Regions from separate parts of the Mus musculus genome. Here region 1 is linked to region 2. The links are chromatin contacts, found by Hi-C or POLR2A ChIA-PET in ENCODE. All regions are on one chromosome and are shown on one strand. Each heading gives the region's core, a stretch centred on a gene start or an enhancer-like site at or near the end of the contact. The rest is flanking DNA. Distances are from core to core; before and after follow the strand shown. Region 1 holds the start of Ltbp4 (latent transforming growth factor beta binding protein 4). Region 2 overlaps Numbl (numb-like).

What was found. Hi-C counts contacts between places; a loop is a spot of excess contacts on that map. ChIA-PET counts read pairs that join two places held with the same protein, here RNA polymerase II (POLR2A).
Region 1: POLR2A ChIA-PET joins it to region 2 with 56 read pairs in embryonic stem cell. The contact joins the promoter of Ltbp4 here to the enhancer-like site in region 2. A Hi-C loop is called at or near these places in 5 of 37 maps with a recorded cell type or tissue (adrenal gland, heart and mouse embryonic stem cell). POLR2A ChIA-PET finds 5 or more read pairs at or near these places in 4 of 5 experiments (Patski and embryonic stem cell).

What each region holds. Positions count from the first base shown.
Region 1 is chr7:27,329,197-27,335,121 of GRCm38, forward strand. Ltbp4 (latent transforming growth factor beta binding protein 4) reads right to left here and starts at 4,452. Exons shown (of 30, transcript NM_001113549.1): 1 at 4,159-4,452; 2 at 931-1,122; 3 at 375-622; 4 at 183-285. The coding sequence starts at 4,408. It overlaps Gm30543 (a long non-coding RNA gene), which reads left to right and starts at 614. Exons shown (of 2, transcript XR_391221.3): 1 at 614-693.
Region 2 is chr7:27,281,415-27,288,172 of GRCm38, forward strand. Numbl (numb-like) reads left to right here. Exons shown (of 10, transcript NM_010950.2): 10 at 1-736. Among named protein-coding and RNA genes, the nearest start is that of Numbl, 26 kb to the left of the region's middle. Within about 2 kb of position 3,742, at least 1 of the 3 ENCODE cell types and tissues checked has a DNase peak (open chromatin) inside an H3K27ac peak, as active enhancers do; it is heart, where a contact is called at or near this core.

The sequences.
Region 1 (5,925 bases), core at 3,202-5,701, 48 kb after region 2:
ACAAAGGCACAAAGGCCGTTAGAAAAGTGACCGAAATCAGAAAATGGGATAAATGGTATAGAAAAACCTAGATAGACATGACCACCCACAAGGTAGGTAGATATAGCTAGATCTTGTGACTAGGGTTTATCTGTGCCCGGAGGAGAAGAGGCGAGGTTTGGGGACGACCCAGGCCTTCTTACTCAGGTGTTCCGCGCACGGGTGACAATCATGAACACCCCAGGCCAAGCCCTCTCCTCGGCAGCAGACTTCCTGCGTCCGGAGCCCTGGCAGCGGCGATGCACACTGTAGAAGAAGTGAGGCGTGAGCGCGCCCCCGCGTGGTGGCATTTTTAAGGGATTTCCCCCTACCCTCACCCGCCGGCCTCGGCTCACTTCGCTTCCGCGCAGTTCTCTAAAACAGTAACCGAAGCCGGAGGCGTCTGAGTAGCCGTCCTCGCGTGGCGCGCTCTGTGCCAGCACTGTGTAGGGCGCCGCCGCCTCGGCCCGTGCCGCCGCTTCAGCCCTGGCTAGGGCTTCAGGGTTCGCCTCCTCCCAGGGGCCCGACACACGTTCCACTTGGTGCACCACCACTGATGCCTCCTGAGGGTGCTCCACGTGCACGCTCACCATCGATGCTACTCCTGAGCAGAGGCAAGATGGACAATGGGATATATCTACACGAGCTCTGACTTGCTAGGAGTAGATTGGAGAGGTGAGCTGAGGATGGGTACTTTATATTGGGAGGTGGGGGTGGGGTGGCGTGGTAATGTAATATGGCCTGCAATTTTCAGTGATCCTCCTGCCTCTGCATCCCGAGTGGTGGGATTACAGGTGGAAGCCACCAAACCGATCTTAGGAGGGTAGCAGAGAAGGCAACAAACTTGGTCAGAGAACGGTCAGGTTCTTGAGGAAAGCGGGATCAGAGGCCCTTTGGCTAAATTCTCCTCACCGTGTTCATCATCGCGGTGGTTGGCTAGTGGCATTGTATAAACGGAGCGGGTAAGGCCCGGCATGGCTGGGGCCGGGGGCCGGGCCCCCGAAGAATGCAATTGGCAGAATTTGCCAGCGAAGTCCGGGGGGCAAAGGCAGCGATCAGGCTTCACACACACACCACCGTTGTGACAGATCAAGGGACATAGGACTGAGAAGAAAGCAAGGATACAAAATATCAGTACTGTGCCTGGCAGACAGCTAACTCAGTACCCAGCACTGAAACGAGGGCCTCAAGGTACACCATCCTTACATCTCTCCATCGTAGGTGACTTTTCCCGTTTGTTTGCTTTTGTTTTAAGATAGGGACTAATGTAGCCCAGGCTAGTCTCGAAAACTCACTATATAGCCAATGCTTTAACTCTTGACTCCTGACTCCGCTTCCCAATTTTTGGGATTATAGCAGTATGCTACCACAACAACCTTCCCCAAATCTGGCTGACTATGTCGGGTGGGTCAAGTCGCGCGACTATCACATAGTCCCGCCTTTTAGGTGGGTTTACTCAGCCTCCTCCCTCTATTTCATTCTCCTTCCCATTTTCTGTTTAAGTTCGGGCGTCCCAGCCCCGCCCAAACAGTGATATTCCCGCCCACTGGATTACCTTCGCTCAAAACAAACCGAAGTTTCCCTTTTGTGTCTCAGCTGGAATCCAAAAAGTTCAGGCTTTTCCCATTGGCTAGGCACCCCTTTCTAGTCCCGCCCACATGGCCTTCTACCTGACATTGTAAACTCCGCCTAACCCAGGTACCTTAGCCTTAGCCCCGCCTACTCACTTTCCTCCCTCTGATTTGCTCCGAATCACGCCCCTCCCACTCTTGGGCGAGCTAGGCGCCTTAGCCCCGCCCACAGCCAGCTTTTCAGCCTTCCCTCCCGGCCTCCGGTAGCATCGGGCGGGGCAACTAGCGGGGACGCGCCTCTACTCCCCTCCGCGCGCCCTCTCTGGGCCCTTGGCCACCTCTGGGCGGGGCACTGCCAGCTGTGCGGTGGGGTAAACAAAGAAAGGGGTGCAGCGGAGGCAGGGCGTCGTCTCCGCATTCCGGACCCTTGGGGAGCCCCGGACTGCTGAGCCAAAGGAGGCCGGACGTGTCTTTCGAGGGCACCCCCCTCCCTTCCTCCCATGGGGCTGCCGAAAACAGCTGGAGACAGCTGCACTCAGGGGAAGGAGGGAGCAGACAGCCCGGGCTGTCCTGGGAGGTGTGTGTGTGTGTGTGTGTGTGATTTTCTGAGCCACAGCCATACAAAAGGAGGCAGAGGGGAGCCACCTCAGTCTAGACGAATCAAGGGACAGGCGTCTTTGGAAGATATGAGCATGGAGGCAGTACTCTGAGGTTCAAAGAAAACCCAAGTTTTCTAGGAGGCAGGGTGAGGCTAGCTCAGAACAAATCTAGGCTCTCAACCAAGAGTCTTTCAAGTCCTTTCGGAGAGTTGCCTAGAAAACAGGACTAGTACTTTCTGGAGGCGGGGGTGTGGCCCATGTGAGGGAGCTGAGGACAAGGAGAAGTGGAGTCTGATCGTTTCTAGCACGTTAAAACTCTCAAGTTGCGGGGACCTTAGGAATCGCTGGAAAGTCCTACTCCTCCCTAGCCAAGGATCTGGTTGCCCCGAGTCTTGATTAATGGCCCTGTGTGGATAGGTCTGGGAAGGCTACCTTAGAAAGAGAAGGAAAAATGAAGCTACGTGGGAAGAGAATCGGGGGAGATGTTGGAGGGGGAGAAGTATCTCCACTTAAGGCTCATGCTTGAATGTTTCAGGGGAAGCGAGAAGCCGCTGGGTGACAATATTAGAATTCTCCTGGGAGGGGCGCAGCTTGGAGGAGTACCTCCAAAGAGGGAGAAGAAACTGGGCTGGAGGAGTTCCTGTAGTGTTTGCCCCTGGGTGAAGAGGGACCTTTGGATCCGGGATCCAAAAACCCGGATTTCCTGTCAGGAGCGTTAAACCTGGACTCCAGGTACCTTAATTTTTTTTTTTTTTTTAAGGGCAGAGCTTAAGAAGGGCTCAGCAAAGAAGCAAGATTGGAAAAATGGAAGTGTCTCAGATGGGAGGAAGCCACCACGTTTAGGGGCATTTCTTAGTCTCTTAAGTCATTTCACTGCCTGCCCTTGCCTTGAATACAGACTCCCAGCTCAGGGTGCCCATATCAGAGGGCTTGCTGCTAAATGGGCAAAACTAACTTCATGTCCCACAACATTGGAAGAACAGGAAGCTAAGGACATAGGGGTCTTGCCGAGGTCAGCCCGCCTTCACATGTTCCTCCTTGTGCCTCCAGGGGTTTGGCACCCGTCTGGGCACGGCGCCTGGCACGGGCGAGTTGGGGCTGGGCCGGGAGAGAGTGAAGGAAGGAGGGAGGAAGGGGCGGAGAGAGGGAGTGGTAGCGGGCGGGGGCTCGGGCGGGAGATGAGCTCACGCCGGCCGGGTTGGGCTGGCTGGGGGCCAGCCTGGGCGAGTTCTCGGCGCCAGGGGCCCCACTCCCCATTCCGGAGGGCGTAAGGGGTGAGAAGCAATGAAAACCCGACCCCCAAGTCCATCCCCACACTCTGGGCTAGCAGGTGGCGCACCCTCCTGACCTCACCTGAACCCCAGAATGCTCCCCTTGTCTAGAGGAAGCTGAAGCGCAAGCCGGTCCCTTCCTCCCCCAGGGGGCGCCCTTTCCTCAGGCCTCCTATCTGGATATCTGTCGCACGTGGAACCGCTGTAACTCAGGTCTTGCCGAAAGGCACCCCGTCTTTCCTGGGTCCCCTCCCGCTTAGCTCTTCATCACAAGCAGTCCCATGCCAGACTTTCCTAGTCTTCCCCCACTCAAAGACAGACCTAGAAACTTGAGATATGCCCCACCACCCCATGCGACTCTGAAACACTCCTTGCTGACCCACTACGCACAGTCTGCGAATTTGGGCCCCATCTCAAAAGTTCCCAGATCCTAAGATCCTCGCCTTGACTGAAAGGGATGAAAGCTAGTCTCAGTCCGTTCACGTGGGACACCACAGTTCCAAAAACACTCAATGCTCCTGAAATCAGCGCCCTGGAGATCCACTCCCCAAATAAGGAATTCAGAGCCCCCTTCCTCAAAGACCCCACGGAGTCCCCAGCATTTCTGTACATGGAATCTGGGCTCCTGCTCCCTAAGGCATTGTCTCCAGGGTCCTCCCTCCGGGCACTCCTCCCTTGGGAGCACCATCCCGCACTCACAGGCGCGGAAGCCGGGTCCCCCCGGGGCCGCCCCGCCGGGCGCGCCGCTGTCCACGCTGGTGGCGTTGCGGGGCGCGCAGGTCGGGGTACAGCGGGAGCCAGTGGGCCCGTGGATGCAACGCAGGCCGCACACAGCGGGGGTGAAGCGCACGCGAAGACGCTCTCGGGGTCGGCCCAGTACGGGCTGCGGCCCCAGCTGCGCCAGCAGCACCAATAGCGACACCCAGAGCAGCTGCGCGCCGCCCGCCATGGCTGCAGCGCCGCGCTCCACCGCGCCGCCGCCCCAGCCCGCCCGAGGGGCCCGGCCGCGCCCGCCCGCTCGCCCGCCCGCCCGCGGGGGAGGGCGGCCGCGCCCCCGCTCAGCCCCCCCTCCCCATCGCTCCCTCCCGGGCGGCCGCGCGGGGGCGCGTGGGGCTGGGCGCTTAGCCAGAGGCGCGAAGGCTGGGCGCTAGACTCGCAGGGGGGAGGGGAGGGCGCCCCCTCTGCTCCCACCCGTGCTCCAACAAGTGGATGGGGCCTATGGGGAGTAGCAGGGAAGGGAACAGGTGGGGGCGGGCGGGTTTGCTCCCAGAGAGAGTTGAATCCATTGAGAGGAAATCCATTAGAGTAATGGGGGCCGCATTTGGGGAGCCAGCTGAAGACTGATCCTCTGACCAGGCACGGGGGTAGGGGGTGGGGGGGAAGAGGCTTCATCTAGATAGAGGACAAGGATGGCACATTTGGGCAGCAAGATGGTACATCTGTGGGTGACGAGAAGGGTCGGTGTACAGGACACATAAAGGAATTAGAGGAGCTGAATTCTGGAGAGGAGACTAAGGCGCTTACACCTGAAGACGCCACAGCACACCAAGACTCTCTACACCTGGTGGGAGAGGTCAGAATGAATAAAGCTGTGGGCGGGGGTCCTCACATCTGGCCTGGGGCACACATCTGGAAAACCTTAGGAAGGAGGGGGATGCATCTGGGCTGAAGGCCACACAGCAGGAGAGGGCTTCTGAGGGTAGTTGAGTCTATAGAGTGCTCTAATCTGGGGTACCGGGCTGTAGTAAAAGTAGGGTCAAGGGACGGTCTGGCATGTAAGAGGGAAAGGTCTTTGGCCCCCAGCCGTCCCGCAATCTTGGGCATTTTGTGCCGGGGCAGGCGCCAACCCGCACAATCGCTTTTGTTGTCTGGACTGGTTCAGCCTCGCTCTCTGCTGGGCGAGTTGCCCCCCTCTTCAGCCACGGGAGCCCGGACGCCTGGCTTCCCGGCCCCACCCTGATGGGTCAGCGCCTTTGGCCTGCGTCTAGTTCTGTCCCTGGCTCACCTCATACTGCCGGACGCAGGGGTCCCTAGAGGTGGCCGCATCCTGGGGAGTGGGGTGGACCAAGCTACAATAGGGGACTGGTAGGCGGCGGCAGCACCGTGGGAACCAGACGGCTTTATCTGGCCCGGAACCACCCCCCTCCACCCCCTACACGGAGGAAGGGCGGATGTTCTTACCCCGGGCCTGGCCGGCAGGGGCGCGATGTGGGGGCCTTCTTTTCAGCAATGCCCGGGCCCACGGCCCTCGGGGCCGCCTTTGCCTCAGCAGAGCTCGGGCCTCCTGCAAACTAGGTGGAAGAGGGTGGAAGAGGCTGTCACTACTATTAAATTGGCCTCCTCACCTCAAGGGGGGGGGGAACCCTCCTAAGCCAGGAGCACTTCCAGGAGTGGGTTTGCCCAACATTGCCCCCAGCCCTTTTATTGGGAGCAAGGCTTGGGATATCTTTAGAGAAATACTTTCAG
Region 2 (6,758 bases), core at 2,492-4,991:
ATTGCCCTGCTCCCGCTCCATCAGCCCCAGGTGTACCGCGCTCAGGAGGGGAGGCCCAGCCTCTATCCTAGTGTTGCTCCCTGAGCTGCGCCCCTCAATGCTCCCTCTAAGCCCTTCTCTCCACCACCCCTCACAAACCACTACAGAACCAATATTGTGATGCCTAGGTTTTGCCAAGATGGAATTCAGGGATGGACCCAGCCTGGCTAAGGGAACCATTTCACTGCCGGACTTAGGCTGGTGATGCCCCTTCCCCAGCCCCAGTCATGGAATGCCCTCTGTTCAAGCTACTTTCCCTAGTTTCTGTTGTGCCCTTCCACCTTCCAGTGTTGGGCAGGGTGGAGGAGGGAGGCCCACTTAAGCCTGGTCCGTCCTCTCCTTGTCCCATACACACAGCACAAGCTAAGGGCTTCCTCTCTGCCCACGCTGTGTTCACTGCCAATGCTGTGCTTGCCCTGGCCCCCTCCCCGATTCGATTCGGGGCGTGTCTTCCGGAGGGCCAAGGTCTCACGGGGTGGGGCCCGACTGGGGGCCCAGGAGAGGGGCGGTGGGAGGGATGAAGACTCTGTTACCTCATGTCGGTGCCCGCTGGGGAGGGGTCCCAGGAGAAGAAGAAGGGGGTGCCTGGCGGGTACTTTTCTATCTTTTATTTCCAGATTTTTTTTGTATCTAAACTTGCAGATTTGTATTATACAAGGACAGCCAATAAAGGAAGAATATAATGGTGGCCACTGGGAAATCAAGGTGTGTGCATACGAGCGGAGGGCCCTGCGTGGAGCTTCTCCCACCGCATAGCTGTCCCTGCCTGTGATCCTGGCACTGGGGGCCCGGAAGCAGGGAGATCCTGAGCTTATGGTGGGTCTCTGAGGCCACCCTGGAGTATGTGAGACCCTGGCTCAAAGAAAAAAAAAAGCCTTTTGTCATTTTAAACATGTCCCTGAGCTTTAAACCTGACCTCTGAGTCATGGTTTGGTGATCAGCATCTGCCGTGTAGATGGTAGAGGGAGCCCACAGTTAATCATTGCTTTCTTAATTATTAACAGACTTGAAACCAAGGAGTCAGGCACATTGTGAGTTATTGCTAATTGGTCTGAGATCAGCATTCCAAGTGGCTCATCAAAACACATCTTGGACCACCCTGGGAAAGGCCTGTCGGTCGGTCTCACTTTCCAAAACTTGGGCCAAAGTTTCCCCTGGCAGTTCCTGGGTGTGTTTTGTTTTTCATTTATTTGTTTCGAGAGACAAGGTCTTAGTATGTTTCCCAGGCTGGCCTAGAACTCAGATCCGCCAGCCTCTGTGTCTATAGTGATGGGATTAGAGATGTGCGCCCCATACTTGGTGTCCACTAGCATCTCAAACCCCTGTGTTACTGCTTAAGTCACTGAACATAATCGATGAGACCTTTAAAAAAAAATGACTGGGGAGCTGAGCCTGGTGACTTGGAAGCTAGCAGCAAGAGAATCAGGAGTTCAAGGCCATCCAAGGATACATAGCTAATTTGATCCAGGGCAACATGAAGCATCAAGGCTCTATCTACGCGCACACACACACACACACACACACACACCCCAAATATGGGGGCTGTGGCTCAGTGATAGAGTGCTTGCCTAGCATAGATGGGGCTCTGGTTCTGTTCCCAGTGCTGCAAAAAGAAAAGATAAATGCATATCAAACTATATTTTGTACTCCCTTAAAATAACATGGTTTTGTGCAAGCCGATATTCTGTTCCTATTTGTTTGGTTTTTTTTAATTAGGTATTTTCTTCATTTACATTTCAAATGCTATCCCAAAAGTCCCCCATACCCCCCACCCCTCCCCACCCACTCCCACTTCTTGGCCCTGGCATTCCCCTGTACTGAGGCCTATAAAGTTTGCAAGAACAAGGGGCCTCTCTTTCCAATGATGGCTGTCTAGGCCATCTTCTGCTACATATGCAGCTAGAGACACGTTTGGAGGCTGATTATGGGATGGATCCCTGGGTGTGGCAGTCTCTAGATGGTCCATCCTTTCGCCTCAGCTCCAAACTTTGTCTCTGTAACTCCTTCCATGGGTGTTTTGTTCCCAATTCTAAGAAGGGGCAAAGTGTCCACACTTTGGTCTTCGTTCTTCTTGAGTTTCATGTGTTTTGCAAATTGTATCTTGGGTATTCTAAGTTTCTGGGCTAATATCCACTTATCAGTGAGTACATATCATTTGAGTTCTTTTGTGATTGTGTTACCTCACTCAAGAATGATACCCTCCAGGTCCATCCATTTGCCTAGGAATTTCATAAATTCATTCTTTTTAATAGCTGAGTAGTACTCCATTGTGTAAATGCACCACATTTTCTGTATCCATTCCTCTGTTGAGGGACATCTGGGTTCTTTCCAGCTTCTGGCTATTATAAATAAGGCTGCTATGAACATAGTGGAGCATGTGTCCTTCTTACCAGTTGGAACATCTTCTGGATATATGCCCAGGAGAGGTATTGCGGGATCCTCCGGTAGTACTATGTCCAATTTTTGAGGAACCGCCAGACTGATTTCCAGAGTGGTTGTACAAGCTTGCAATCCCACCAACAACGGTTTTGTTTTGGTTTTTTAACTTAAGATTTATTTTATGTATGTGAGTACACTGTCAACTGTCTTCAGACACACCAGAAGAGGGCATCAGATCCCATAACAAATGGTTGTGAGCCACCATGTGGTTGCTGAGAATTGAACTCAGGACCTCTGGAAGAACAGCCAGTGCTCTTAACTGATGAGCCATCTCTCCAGCTCCTGTTCCTATTTGTTAATGGGGGTCACACACCTGATTTGGGAAGAAGGAAGAAGCTGGGACTCAAACCCAGCCTCTGGCCAGCCTTGAAGCTGGGGTAGAAACAGGCTGGGATCTAGCGTCAAGAACTTACCCCAGCACCAGGGACTTTTAACCAACACCTGTGCTGGGATGCAGACCCCAGGCATGGCTAGAGGGCTCTGCTAGAGATGAGCCTCATCTGGGCACCCTCAAGCCTTTGTTCAGTCAGTGGGAACCCCAGGCTGATTTTTGCACAGCCTTTCCTGTTACCAAGGAGGTCTTTCAGCGCTGCCCCTCATCAGCCATGCACATGCAAACAGGTGGAGAACGCCAGAGGTAGCGCCAAAGATGGGCATCTCATCAAGACCTCCCTACCGCCCCCAGCCCCCCCCCCCCCCCACCACCACCCGACTGGACCAGTTTCTCTCCCATGGCCTGCATGGAGGTTCTTGCTCTTCCTGCACAGAACTCATAGTCTGGTCCCCTCACCCCACCTCCTGTCCCCAGGCTTAGGTTCCCTCGGAATGGACCCAGGAAAAAGCCCGGTGTGGCATATGATTATAATCCCAGCACTCTAGAGGCTGAAGCAGGAGGATCATTGAGTTAAAGGCCAGCCTTATCAGAATAAAACTAGGAAACCCGGATAAACCCTCCGATTACATCATTTGGAGGGACATCCTTACTGGCTGCTTTGGCACCTCCTACCTAGTGCTTAGGAAAGCTTCCCAGCCACTGTGGAGCCCGGCCTTTGTGCCTCTTTCCCAGGAGCAGCGCCCAGGATCCTTGTTCAGTCCTTTATTCTCATCTAAGCTGGGAGAATCTAGATTCCTCCGGATGCTGCAGAGGACTGGTTCCTACCGGCGGCCGCGGCCAACGCAGTCAACCCTAGCTGTGAGAGCTATGAATCCTGCGCTCGCGATAGGATAGCGCATAGTAGGACAGAGGGTGGAGTGCGGCTGGAAAGCGCCCCCTGGTGACCTTGGCTGCGCCGCGATGGAGTGGCCTGAGGGCTGGCTTAGCAAAGGACTTACACTCAAAAGGACTGGGAGGCAGAACATCATTTTTGGAAAAAACAACTGTCGTCAGAGCCAGGAGGAACGTTATCCCTCAGGCCTTGGCTCGGCAGCTTGCTCCTCTGGGAAGCCCTCTTTGACTCCCCTAGTTCGGATCTGGCTATTCTGCTGGACGCCTATAAAACAGCGTTGTCAGCGCGAGCCTGCCAAATCAGGACGGGACTCTTCTCTGCCTGCGCCCCACCCCCACTTCTTGCCTGCATCTACCATTCCATCTTATGATCTTTGTTATCCACTCATCCCACCCTACCCTCTGCTTTCACCCCATCCTGTCTGTGTGTCCATTCCACTCCAGACTTTCTGCCAGCTCCCCGCAATCCAACTGCCTATGGTTTTACAGCACCCCACCCTGCTCCCAGCTCTCTGCCTGCTTCCCCCACACTCTGACTGGGATCCTATCTCACCCTCCCTGACTGTTTCCTTAGCCCCATCCCACTCTAACTCCCCCACCCCCGACCCTTGACTCTGCGGAGTATCACTACCGCCTCACAGATTTTATTTTGTCCAGCGGCTTTATTAAGATATAATCTACTTGGGGGGTGGGGTGGAGAGATAGCTAGCGGTTAAGAGCACTGGTTGCTCTTTGAGAGATCCATTCAAAACCTACCACCCACGTGGCGGCTGTAACTCCATCCAGTTCTAGGCCATTCATTGCCCTCTTCTGGTCTCTGCAGGCACTGCACATACCTAGTGCACAGACATAACATCTAGCTTAGTTCAGTTCCCTGCAACCACATGTTGGCTCACAACTATCTGTAATGGGATCCGTTGCCTCTTCTGTTGTGCCTGAAGATAGCAACAGTGTACTCACGTATATTAAATAAATCTAAAGCAAGATGTAATCTATTTATAAAGTTCACATTTTAAATGATCTCATAATCGATGGCGATTTTACAGTTGAGCGTCCATCATTGTGAATTCTACTTTAGAACATTAAGGTCATTCCAAAATGACCTGTTCACCCATGCGTAGTCACTCCTTATTCCTATCCCACCCCAGGCAATCACTGATGCCTGTTAAGTCTCCATCCCTCCTCTATGCACAACTCTCCGCACCACCCCAAGTTGGGAAAATATTTCTTTTGCATGCTAAGGTTTTTGCAGTGACACAGAACCTACCCTGAGGGAACTCAGAAGTCCCATTGGGGACATGGCTAGCTAGTAAAAGATGCTTGCTGCACAAGTCCAACACCCTGAGTCCCAGATAAACTCCCGAGGACTGTCCTCGGACGTGGAAACTTAAGGGTTCTTTGGAAAGGCAGCTGTGTTGGCTGGTGTTTTGCTGGGGCCCGTGGGTGAAGGAACATTTTGTTAAAGTGGACACAGGTGTGAAAGGCTAAGGTGAACTCGTGAAGGGACGTTTCACTGACACAGACACAGGAAAGAGGATGTTCTGCTAAAGCAAGCACGTAAAAGGACACGTGATGAGCGAGTCTTTGCTAACAACACACATGCATTGGTTCACCTTACGTTGCAGAGTCGAGCTGCATTTGTTGGGATGCCATAGAGAGAAACACATCAAAAAACTTCTGGTGGTGTGCTGCAGTTTCTTGCTGCTTCCCAGGACTTGGGCTGATTGGCAGAGTGATGTCAGCTGAGACAGATGCGCATGCTGAGGCATGACACATGTAGAACACATGATGTTTGGAGGGCATAAATAGGACTAGGCAGACAGTGATGGGGACAGAGCTTGGCTCGCTGGTACAGCTAGCTGTGTAACGTTTGTGGGTCTCACATCTTCTCTGATCTTCGCTTCCCTGAGAGAGGCACAGCCTAGAACTTCTCCAGGCATTCCTCCTGGTCCTTCCTGCTGACTCAAGCTGAGGCTGGGGCCTGGCTGTCTCTGCTAGGTCACATCACCACTGTTGCTAACCCGACTCTACTAAACTGGACTGCTGATGTATCCATGAAATGTTTGCGAGTAGATTGAGCTGCCACTGCTGACCTGTGAACTGAACTGTTGATCTCCAGACAACACAGATGGGAGCTGCTCCAAAGAACCTTTCTAAACAGGTCCACTTCCCCCATATCCTTTCTTTCCCACTACCTCTGGTGAGTGGTGGGCTAAAAGGAATGTTAAAACATTTAAGAACCATCATCAAAAATAGGTGTTTGAGGTGCTGGAGAGATGGCTCAGTGGTTAAGGGCACTGACTGCTCTTCCGGAGGCCCTGAGTTCAATTCCCAGCAACCACATGGTGGCTCACAACCATCCATAATGAGATCTGATGCTCTCTTCCGGTGTGTCTGAAGACAGCTACAGTGCACTCATATACATAAGATAAATAAATAATTTTGAAAAAATTAAAGTTGCGTTCTCTGTCCCCCATATGTGTACCATGGCACACACATGCACACTGAATAGTAATAGTTTAAAGTCATGTTGGAAAAAAAAAACTAGTGGAGAAAATATGTCCATTCAACCCCTGTTATCACTGATTTAAAAAAATTGTTTTGGGCTGGTAACAAGGTCACTCCAGCAAACCTGAAAATCTGGGTCCCATTCCCCTCTCACAACACACATGGTGGAAGAAGGAACAGATTTCCAAAACTTGTCCTCTAGCTTCACACATGCGCTGTGATGTGCTCTCTCTCTCAGACAGACAGACAGACACACTAAATCTTTTTAAAAACATTGTCCATATAAGCACTAAGTGTGTGGCTCAGCACTAGAACACTTACTTGCCTAGCCCTGGGGTTCATCCCCAGCACCGTTTGGGAAATAACAAGTCAAAACAAGAGCTCACCATGGTGGTGAGCACATGTCACCCCAAATTTGGAAGGAAGAGGCAGAAAGACGGGAGTTCAAGGTCTTTCTCCGCTGTACAAGTGAGTTTAAGGTCAGCTTGGATATGCAAAACTCAGTATCAGAGAGAGGTAGGGCTGGCAGAGACAAGAATAATGAAGA